2 separate regions of the Homo sapiens genome follow, and region 2 is linked to region 1. A link is a loop called in an ENCODE intact Hi-C map of the cell type or tissue named here. Cell type or tissue: PC-3. All regions are shown on one strand. Each heading gives the region's core, and the rest is flanking DNA. Links, peaks and the distances in the headings are about the cores only.

Evidence for each region. Peaks named below come from ENCODE experiments on the same cell type or tissue, not always from the same donor. Only the 100,000 strongest peaks of a DNase experiment are listed, where the experiment ranks them.
Region 2: a loop joins it to region 1, with 2.7 times the contacts of the local background. A loop is called at or near these places in 1 of 110 quality-filtered maps.

Annotation. Positions count from the first base shown.
Region 1 is chr18:44,076,816-44,082,222 of GRCh38, reverse strand. No RefSeq gene overlaps it. Among named protein-coding and RNA genes, the nearest start is that of LINC01478, 450 kb to the left of the region's middle. In PC-3, for the core only: no CTCF peak of the experiment used is centred there; a DNase peak (open chromatin) is centred at 2,412; H3K27ac peaks cover 381 bases.
Region 2 is chr18:43,922,338-43,927,744 of GRCh38, reverse strand. All of the region lies in intron 2 of LOC105372088 (a long non-coding RNA gene), which reads left to right. Among named protein-coding and RNA genes, the nearest start is that of LINC01478, 610 kb to the left of the region's middle. In PC-3, for the core only: no CTCF peak of the experiment used is centred there; no DNase peak of the experiment used is centred there; H3K27ac peaks cover 725 bases.

The sequences.
Region 1 (5,407 bases), core at 284-5,283:
GTTTTTTGTTGTTGTCATTTTGGCATTTATCTTGCATGGTGTTTTCCGAGACTCCTGGAATTTTGATTTGATATCTGACATTAATTTGGGTAAATTCTCAATCATTACTGTTTCAACTATTTCTTCTGTTTCTTTTTCTCTTTCCTTTCTTTCTGGTCTTCCCGTTACATGTAGGTTACACCATTTTCAGTTGTCCCACGGTTCCTGGATATTTTAACTATTTTATCCTTTCTCTCTCTTTTTTTTTTTCTTTTTCCTGTTTGGCATTCCTATTGAGACATCTTCAATTTCAGAGATTCTTTCCTCAGCTGTATCCAGTCATTAATGAACCATTCAAGATCCTTCTTCATTTCTGTTACAGTGTTTTTGATCTCTAGCATTTCTTCTTGATTCTTTCTTACGATTTCTTCCTCTCTGTCGCTAATACCTATTTGGTTCTTACATGTTGTTTACTTTTTCCTTTAGAAACATTACATATTAATCAGTTATTTTAATATCCTGATTTGATAATTCCAACATTCCTTCCATACTTGAGTCCTATTCTAATGCTTGCTCTATCTCTTCAAACTGTGAGTTATTTTTCCTTTGAGTAGCATTGAAATTTTTTGTTGGTAACCAGACATGATGTAGTGTGTAAAAGGAACTGCAGCATATATGCCTTAAGTAATATTGCAGTAAGGTGTAGAAGAAGGGAATCATTCTGTAGTCCTATGATTATGTCAGAGTTTGAGTGAGACTGCTCAGACTGTAAACTTCACACATACTTCAGTCTTTTTCCTCTCAGGTGGGACAGTATGGTTAGAGATGGCTGGAATTGGGCATTTCCTTTCTTCCACAAGGATGGATAGAGGAAAATGAGTTGGGTAATTCCCTTCCCTCAATTCACTCAGATCCTGATAAAACCCCAATAGGTTAGGCAATGGTAAAATAACTTCTCTTAAAGATAGTTCTTATTAAGAATAACATAATTCTCTGAGTTATTTCAAAAGAGTTAATTTTTCCCTATCCTCCCAGAAGCATAGAGAGATTTTTCTATAGCATTCACTTTGAAGTTCTGGTAGAGTTCCTTGAGGCAGAACTCACAGACATGTGGGTGTACTACCTTAAGCCTGGGTCCATGGATTTCACAATTCTCAGACTTCTCTGCACTGAGATTTCAGCAATTTGTCAATTAGAGTTCTAGTTTTCCTATCCCAGTAGTTGCTCCCTCAGAATCTTCTGCTTGCTGGTCTCCATTCTGGAAAGTTTTGAATTTCTGTATCTGTCTATTTGACTCTCCAGTTTTGGAGACAGCAGTTTTCCCTGTGACCTAAGTTCTTCAATAGATTCAAGAGGATTTTTGTTTTTCAGTTTGTTCAGATATTTGTTGGAAAAAAGTGACAATCTCAAAGCTCCTCACATATTGGACCCTTTAAATTCATTTTTAATATAAATGTGCTAACTATAAGTAAGACATCTTCCTTCTGGTTCTTTCCTTTCCCCTTGGAAGAGCCAAATAATTCCAGTAATTTGTACTAAAATATATTGGAACATTCTGTTCCCCAATTATGTCCACTAGATATAACTCAGATATAGTTCAATTAAAACAGTAGGGCATTGTTGGTGTTATGGGCAGTCTCATTCTGAAATATGAAGGCAAATGAGTTGGGTTATTCTCAATGGATCACTAAGTCTCCCTGCAAGAAATCATATAAATCATGATGAGAAATGGACTGTGAGATCCTCTTCATAAATCCTGGCCAAGTTTCCAAAGGTAGCATCTTGCAATCTCAAAGTCAGTGCTCAGCATTTCAGATGCAAACCTGCAGCCCAACTTCTGCAGGAGTTAATGTGTTAGCATTTTAACAAATTGAACCACTTTGGTGGCCTATTTATCAGTTCAAGCTATTTGGAAATGTTGAGACCATATGTCGTCCATTGAAATGAACACTAAACACTGCATTTATAAATGGTAATTTATGACTCATAAATGTCTTTGCTATTAAAGCCATTCTGCCACTGTGAATGGAATTGATAGCAGGTTCTGAGCTCTGTGGTATGTGTAATTTTTTTTCCCTATTTAGGAATGTTGTAGATATTAAAGCTTTGATGCCTCATGGAAATGTTATTTTTAAAAAGCTATGCATATCAAAAAGATTATGTTTTTATGCTAGATTTTCATATTCACAAATTTGACAGGCAGGTTAAATATATGTGTGCATGTGCATATGGTGAAGATTTTTTATATGTTTGTATAGACAAAGATTATAGAATTATAGCTCTAAAATGTGGAAGTTACACCTTATTATCTGTCCAGGCCTTGGATTTACTTGTGTAGTTGAAACTGCAAGTCATCTACTCTCTTATCTCCTTTCTCCTTCTTTAGTAATAGATTGCCAGAATTGAGCTGGACATGTGGCCTCCTGGAATAAAGACTGTATTATTCACGTCCCTTGCAAATAGGATAGCAAAGTGATGAGTCAGTGTAAGCAGAAAGATTGTATAGAAAACTTCTAAGAAACCACATTAAAATACAACTGGATTACTTTACATGACATTATTGATCCTTTCTTCATCCTTCTGGGTGAAAACTCAGATCTCAGGCTGGAACTTGAGCACTCATTTGGACATTGAGGACTTAGGACTGACTATATCACACTTAGAAGAAACCCAGACCCCAGACAAACCCTAAAGGACATATATTGGACCTGGAAAATGTAGCTCAGACTTATTTTATGTAAAAAAACAGAAGAGATGACAGAAAAAAAAATTTATTGTTTACAGAGCCATACTTATATAGTATACAAGTATACAGTATATATATACTATATATAATGTATAGTATATATAGTATATACTATAGTATATAATGTATAGCATATATAGTATATACTATAGTATATAATGTATAGCATATATAGTATATACTATAGTATATAATGTATAGCATATATAGTATATACTATAGTATATAATGTATAGCATATATAGTATATATACTATATATAGTATAGTATATAGTATACTATATACTATACTGTATATACATTATACTATATAGTATATACTGTATACAGTATAATGTATATATAGTATTTATAGTATATATACTGTATATAGTGTATATATACTATATAGTGTATATAGTATATATACACTATATACAGTATATATAGAATATATATACTATATAGTGTATATATAGTATATATAGTACTATATAGTGTATATATAGTATAGTATATACTATATATTCACTATATAGTATAGTATATACTATATATACTATATAGTATATACAGTATTTATACACTATATAGTATATGGTATATATACACTATATAGTATATGGTATATATACACTATATAGTATACATTATATGTACTATTTATAATGTATAGTATATATAGTATATACTATGGTATATAATGTATAGTATATATACAGTATACTGTATACTGTATACATATACTGTATATAGTATATATACTGTATATATACTATATACAGCATGCTGTATATAGTATATATACTATATACAGCATACTGTATATAGTATATATACTGTATATACTGTATAGTATATACATATATACATATATACATACATATATAGTCTATATAGTGTATATATACACATATATAGTATACAGTATATATACACACATATATATTATATAGTATATATATACACACATGTAGTATATAGTATATATATACACATATATAGTATAGGATATATACAGGGTTCAGTACTATCCCTGGTTTCAGGCATCTACTGGAGGTCTTGGAAAGTATGACCCATGGATGGATAATGAGGGAACACTACATAAGTGTGTGTGTTTGTGTGTGTATGTGTGTATATATATATATATGTATATATATACACACATATATATATATAAAACTATATGTGTGTGTATATATATATATGGTTAACATATTTTGGACATGAGTTTTAGTATGCTATTTGGAAGTTGTGATGCTTCAAAAATTGTATTATATATTATGTATTATTATTAATATATACAGTTAATACCATGACATTTGTTTCTAAGGAGAATCAAGTATTTGAAATTCTAGTGAAGCAGTGAGATAATGTGAGAGCTAAAACACTATACTCTGTGAACCTGTAGAAAAGACAAAGGATTTCCTTGTTGTTAAAGGAAAGTTGTAACCTTCAGTAGGTATGACTCCAAGCATAATTAGAATGGAATTTTAACATTGACTCAAATTCAAAATGTAATTCTATATCTAAACCCACATCCCCCAGCCCCCACTAACTCTGTTCAGATTTATAAAGGAATTTAAATCTTTTACTGGATGTTCTCACCTGATGTGCTAGGAATTCATCTCCCTTTAATCAGTTCAAGCATTTGTTTTAAGAGAAAATACTCTATAAATATTACTGTTTAGAGGCCGAGGGTCATAAAAGATGTATTTCTTTAAGAATTTAGAGTTTTGTGACAAGAAAGATGTTTGCACTAACAATGAAGAACTCATTAGATGGAGTAAAAAAATACGAAGTGTTTCAATTCAGCCAAATGGATCCAATTGTAAGAATATCAGAAACTCAACTTACTTAGCCACACATTTTTCTTTTCAAACAGATATTCTTACCTTTCTTACAGGTTTTATGTACTGATTAGTGTTGATGCATGCAAATTGCACAAAACGTTCTATGGCATGTAATGTTATACTCAAGAAAGATGGTATTAACTGTAAGAGAATTGTGAAAGTTTAAGAATGAGGAAAATGTTGAAGAATGCTTCAGCTGAAAGGAGGGATTTGAAGTGAAACTTCAAGTCAAATAAATTTTTTATTCAATTGAAAAAGTTCAAATATATGAAAATATAAGGAATACCCTAATGTACATCTATGTACTAAATATAGAGTATAATTGCATTTTAGTAAGTGGCCATATTTGCTTTCAATTTTGTTGAGAGAAGAAAATATTACAAGTATGTTTCAAGACATTTGTGTACCTTTTGGAATAAATATGTCTGCTTCCCTCCACTTCTGAAGTAAGTAATATTATTAAACGGTATTTATTTTTTCCATGCATTGACAGGCGGAATTCTAGGATGGCTCCTAAGATTCCCCCATCGCTGTTGTACACACATCTTCTCCCAGTTATTCAATCAAACACTAATCTAGGTGCTGCTGTAATAGAATGCTGCCGATATAATTAAGATCCCAAATCAGCTTGCCTTAGCAAAGAAAGCTTATTCTCAAATAGCCTGACCTAATCAGAGAGTTCCTAAAAGAACTGTTTCTGGAAAAGAGATTCAAAGTGTGAGAGACAGTCAACATGGGGAGGATTCTCTATTGTTGGCTTTGAAGATGGAGGCAGCCATAAGTGGAAATGAACTCCTCTAGCAAAATTCTAGACAGCCTCTAGTTGCTGTGGGTGACCCAGTTAACAGG
Region 2 (5,407 bases), core at 240-5,239, 150 kb after region 1:
GTAGAATATATATATATGATGAATCAAAGAAAATTTGTAAAATAATAAATGCCACCTTAACAATGGAGGATGTGGTGGGAAAAAGAAAAATGAATGAGGTTGAGAATAACCCTTCAGAAGTCTTCAATCATATTTTACTTTTTTATTGACAAGTATACCAGTATTTCTTTAATTATTCATTAAATCTTTGTCTATTACTAAAAAACATTGTAATAAGTTTTTTAAAAAATCTAAATACCTACTCTCTTTCCAAAAATACAAAATATATGCATAATAACTATTATATATAATAGCTATTATATAAATATACATATAGTAAGTATTATATATAATAGTTACACATTTGTATAATAGTTCTGTATGTATAACTATTATATATAATAGTTATTAAACAGAAGTTATATATAAAGTTATTATATAGCTATATATGTTATGTAAGTTATATATGTATAACTATTATATATGATATATACATAAAACTTTATATAGATATATAATATATAGAGATATATAGAGATATAATACATAGAGATTTAATATAGAGAGATATAATAGATATATAATATATCTATATAAAGTTAGTTATTATATATCTATATTATATATCTATATAAAATCAGTTATTATAATAAATACTAATAACTATAGTTTGCCAGGCAACTATAGTTTGCAAGTCAACATGGCCTTAACTATTCTAATTTTACAGTTGTTCTTTACATAAACCACAGCATGTTGGTCAGTGTATTAGTCTGTTTTGCGTTACTATAAAGGAATACCTGAGACTCGGTAATTGATAAAGAAAAGAGGTTTAGTTGGCTCAGAGTTCTGCAGGCTGTAGAGAAAGCATGGCAGTGGCATTTGCTCAGCTTCTAACGATACCTCAGGGAGCTTTTATTCCTGGTGAAAGGCAAAGGGGGAGCAGGCATGTCACATGGAGAGAGAAGTAGCAAGAGCAGAGAGAGGTGCCTGCCACACGAAGTCAGGAGATCGAGACCATCCTGGCTAATACGGTGAAACCCCGTCTCTACTAAAAATACAAAAAATTAGCCAGGAATGGTGGCAGGCGCCTGTAATCCCAGCTACTCGGGAGGCTGAGGCAGTTTGCTCTTTTCACTAGGATAGGATGTATCTCTCATTTTACACACCAGAAAACAGAACAAGAGAATTTATCTCTTGCCTCATATTCAAGCACTATATCTACTTAAGTACTGGTTCCTCATTCCCACTTCATTCTAAGGTATAACTATAGGGAAGTATGTGACATATGCTTATGTGAGTTATCTTTTTTTCTCTCTCTCTCTGTTTCTTTCATACTGATACATGGAAAGACAAACATCTCAGTCTTAAAGCTTTTGACCTGAATGTGATTGAGTTGTCTTATGATAATGTGACTTTGGGTAGCATAGTGTTGAGGGAGAGGATGTCTTGAGGAACCAGACAGGAAAAGGCAGAGATGCAGAAATGATGACAAGGGAAATATTACTAACATTTACAACCCTTAGAGACTGCTTATTTAATATTTGGACTTTTCTCATTCATAACTTTTAATCTCATTTATTCAACCCACTATTTGACTTACTTCTCCACACTCTAACTAGAATGAAAACATAATGTTAAATATTTTCTAATAAACTGCTATTTTGGAAATAGTGGAATAAGAAAGTTCAACCAGTTGTTTTCATGATCTACAGGACAGAATTAAATCACTTGCTTTTACGTCAGTGTCTGTGTATTTGGGGGAAACATTTATAAAACATGAATAAATATTCACTTGAAATTCTATAATTATGACAAATCCATTCCATTCAGGCCTATCCAACTGAGCTTTGCTCATGGAGATATCGTTACTGTAACAATGTTCTCCTGAGTGAAACAAAAGGAATTTAGCAAAACCAATAAGCAATCATGTTTTTTTACTTAAAACGTCAGCATACAGGCTGGCACCTTGGCTCACTCCTATAATGCTAAAACTTTGGGAGGTTGAGGTGGGTAGATCACTTGAGCTCAGAAGTTCAAGACCAGTCTGGGCAATATGGCAAAACTCCTTCTTGACAAAAAGTACAAAAATCAGTCGGGTGTGGTGGCATGTGCCTGTAGTCCCAACTACTTGGGAGGCTGAAGTGAGAGGATTGCTTGAGCCCAGGAGGTGGAGGTTGCCGTGGACCATAATTGTGCCACAACACTTCAGCCTGGATGACAGAGTGAGACCCTGTAGTTAAGTGGAATTACAAAAATCACTAAATATAGAGATTCTTCCTCAAATAAACTTATTTTCTTCCCTTACCCTTATGCATATCCACTAGTGAACCTTAAAAATCATAAAAACATTATGTTCAAAATAGTTATTAATTATTCTATGCTGTAAAGCTAAAAATGGCATAGGATTCATGAGGATCAGAAGGATAAAAGTACTCCTAAAGTGAACATAAAACAGTGAAATGTTCTTTTCATTTAACTGAGAGAAATAAAGAAACAGAGCTAAAAGGGAAGAAATTAAGATGAGATTTGAAAATAATTTCCATATTTCTATTTTGTTTCTGATAGCTTTGTTGTAGTCATTCAGGCCAAGGATGTTGTTTATGCTTAAACATTTCTCTTGCCACACTGATTTTTTTCACGAATATCAGCAAAAATATGTCATTAGAAATACACACATATACATGCATATGTGTATTTCTATTAAACATCAGCTTTTTCAGATGCATTGCTCCTACTTAGCCGAATTTCCCACCATTTATTTGAGGCACAGGGGAGCTGAAGACAAGATGAATTTTAAGGTTATATATCTGGAGTAAAATAGTCTCTACCTATTTAATGGTATGAATTCAGAATTAACAGCAAAGGAACTCAAAGGAATATACCTAAAACTGGTCACGTTAAAGAGCCAGAATTCTCACATTGACTACATCAATAGGTCGTTAAGAATCTAAGACCTTATAGAATGTTGGCATAAGGTGAACAAATTAATCTGTGATTTCCCAGTATTGATTTAGCTTGAATTCATTTGTGAGATTGTTTTAACAGAAAACAAGCCTTGTGGTTCAGAGTCTAAGACACATCAGTTTGGGATGGGAAGAAGTCTAAATCAAGAGACAGCATGCATTCTGCCTTGAATGGTGAAAATAAAATTAGGCATTTAGCTAAGAATCAATTGTATTTATACAACAACATAAAATAAAAACCACTTACTTTAACTGACTTGTGCAGATAGCTTCAAAAGTCAGATGCGACTTCATAGAACATGTATCCAACACTTCAACCTTCCCTTCATGTAAGAATCTTTTCTATCTGACTGAAAATCATTTGGCCTCTCCTGAAACAATTTTAGTGATGGATGGATCATTACTTCAAAAAGAAGCTGCATACGTGGGGATGCCTGGCACTAGAAAGAGCTTCTCCTTGCCATTCTCAGTTCTAGCTTTGGGGTAGTCCAGAGTAAATTTAAGCCCATGTTTACCTGATAGCCCTAGACACATATGAGATGCTTTTCAAATTCTTCCCTAAGTTAATCAACTAGAATTTCCTCAATTATTCTATATAAATTAGAATTTGTAAGGCAGTTTTAGTGTTTGTTTTATTTTGATAAAATGAACAAAATGATAAAAGCTATCACAGCCTCAGCTCAAGACATGAGCAGGCTTCCATAACAATGTACATAATTGCCGCTTTGAAACCATTTCAGACAGAATGCAAACAAAAATCTAACCAGGTTTTGAAGAAGAGTTAACCACGTTGGAGACATAAGGTAGGAATCAGAAAATAGAATTACTATAGGCATGAATCTAGGAAGGCCTCTAAAAAAAACCTAATAATATTAAGATCCTGCATTGGTAGTCCTACTGGTTAAATGTCTATTTTTCTATCAGAATATTCAGGTGGTCTAATGACTAAAGCAAGATGGAAATTAACATTGCACAATAATGTACACTGTAACTGCTAAGACTTGTGTCTTTTATTTTTGTAGGCAGGATGAGGGCATCTCTGTCAGAGTTCCATTTTTTGTGTGTTTTTTTTTTTTTTTTTTTTTTGACGGAGTTTCGCTCTTGTCGCCCAGGCTGGAGTGCAGTGGTGTGATCTCGGCTCACTGCGACATCCGGCCTCCCAGTTCAAGTGACTCTCCTGCCTCAGCCTCCTGAGTAGCTGGGATTACAGGTACCCACCACCACACGTGGCTAATTTTTGTATTTTTAGTAGAGATGGGGTTTTGCCATGTTGGCAAGGCTGGTCTCGAACTCCTGACTTTAGGTGATATGCCCACCTTGGCCTCCCAAAGTGCTGGGATTGCAGGTGTGAGCCACTGCGCCTGGCCCAGAGTTCCATTTTGTTAAGTGGCAACCTGAAAGTATTTTTTGTATGGCAATTCAAATATATACAAAGAGTGTGAGTAAGCAAAGAGATGATTTGTGTGTGTCCATTTTTACATATTGTTTTTGGCAGCAAATCTAAACTTCTAATTCTCCTCTGTGATACTAAGGCTGAAACTGGGCAAATGACATCACCAAGATTCTTTGCTACCTGGATCTATGTTAAATACTGCCAAGGGGAGTAACTACAGTGAAATAAAAAGGCAGAAAACAGAAAAAAAGTCTTCTTGTTTATTTTAAATGAACTTATTAAGGTATAATTAACATACAACAAACTGCACATATTTAAAATATGCAATTGGCTAAGTTTGGCCTGTGTATACATCCAAGAAAATGTAACCATGATCAAGATACTGAATATATCTATCACCTCCAGAAGTTTCCTGCTTTTCCTTGTAATCCCTTTCTCTCACTCCTCCCACCCTGTCTCCAGACAACCACTAATGAGCATTCAGTCCCTGTAACTTAGTTTGCATTTTTGAGAATTTTATATAAATGTAATCATATAGTTTGGATTATTCTATGTTTGGTTTTTTTACTCATCCTGACTTTTTGTGAATCACTCATGTTGTTGCGGGTATCGGTAGTTCATTGCATTCTATTGCTCAGTAATATTCCATTGTACAGGCCTACCAAAATTTATCCGTTCACATATTAATAGAAATTTTTGCATTTTTTGGTTATTGCAAATAAGGCAACAATGAACATCCCTATGCAAGTTTTATTATGGACATATGCATTCTCTTCTCTTGGATAAATACCTAGGAGTTGGATGTCCAGTTAATATAGCAGTTGTATGTTTAAATTTATCAATCTTCTAAGGTGTTTTTTTCCGAAGTGGCTGTACAATTTCACATTCCTCCTATCCATGTAGGAGAATTCCAGTTTTTCCAAATTCTGTCAAAATTTGATATGGTCAGTCTTTTTAATTTTAGTAATTGTGATCAATGTGTAGTGGTATTTTATTGTGGATTTAACTATGTTTTCCTAATGACTAATGATGTTGAATATCTTTTTATATGCTTATTTGTCTCCCATATATT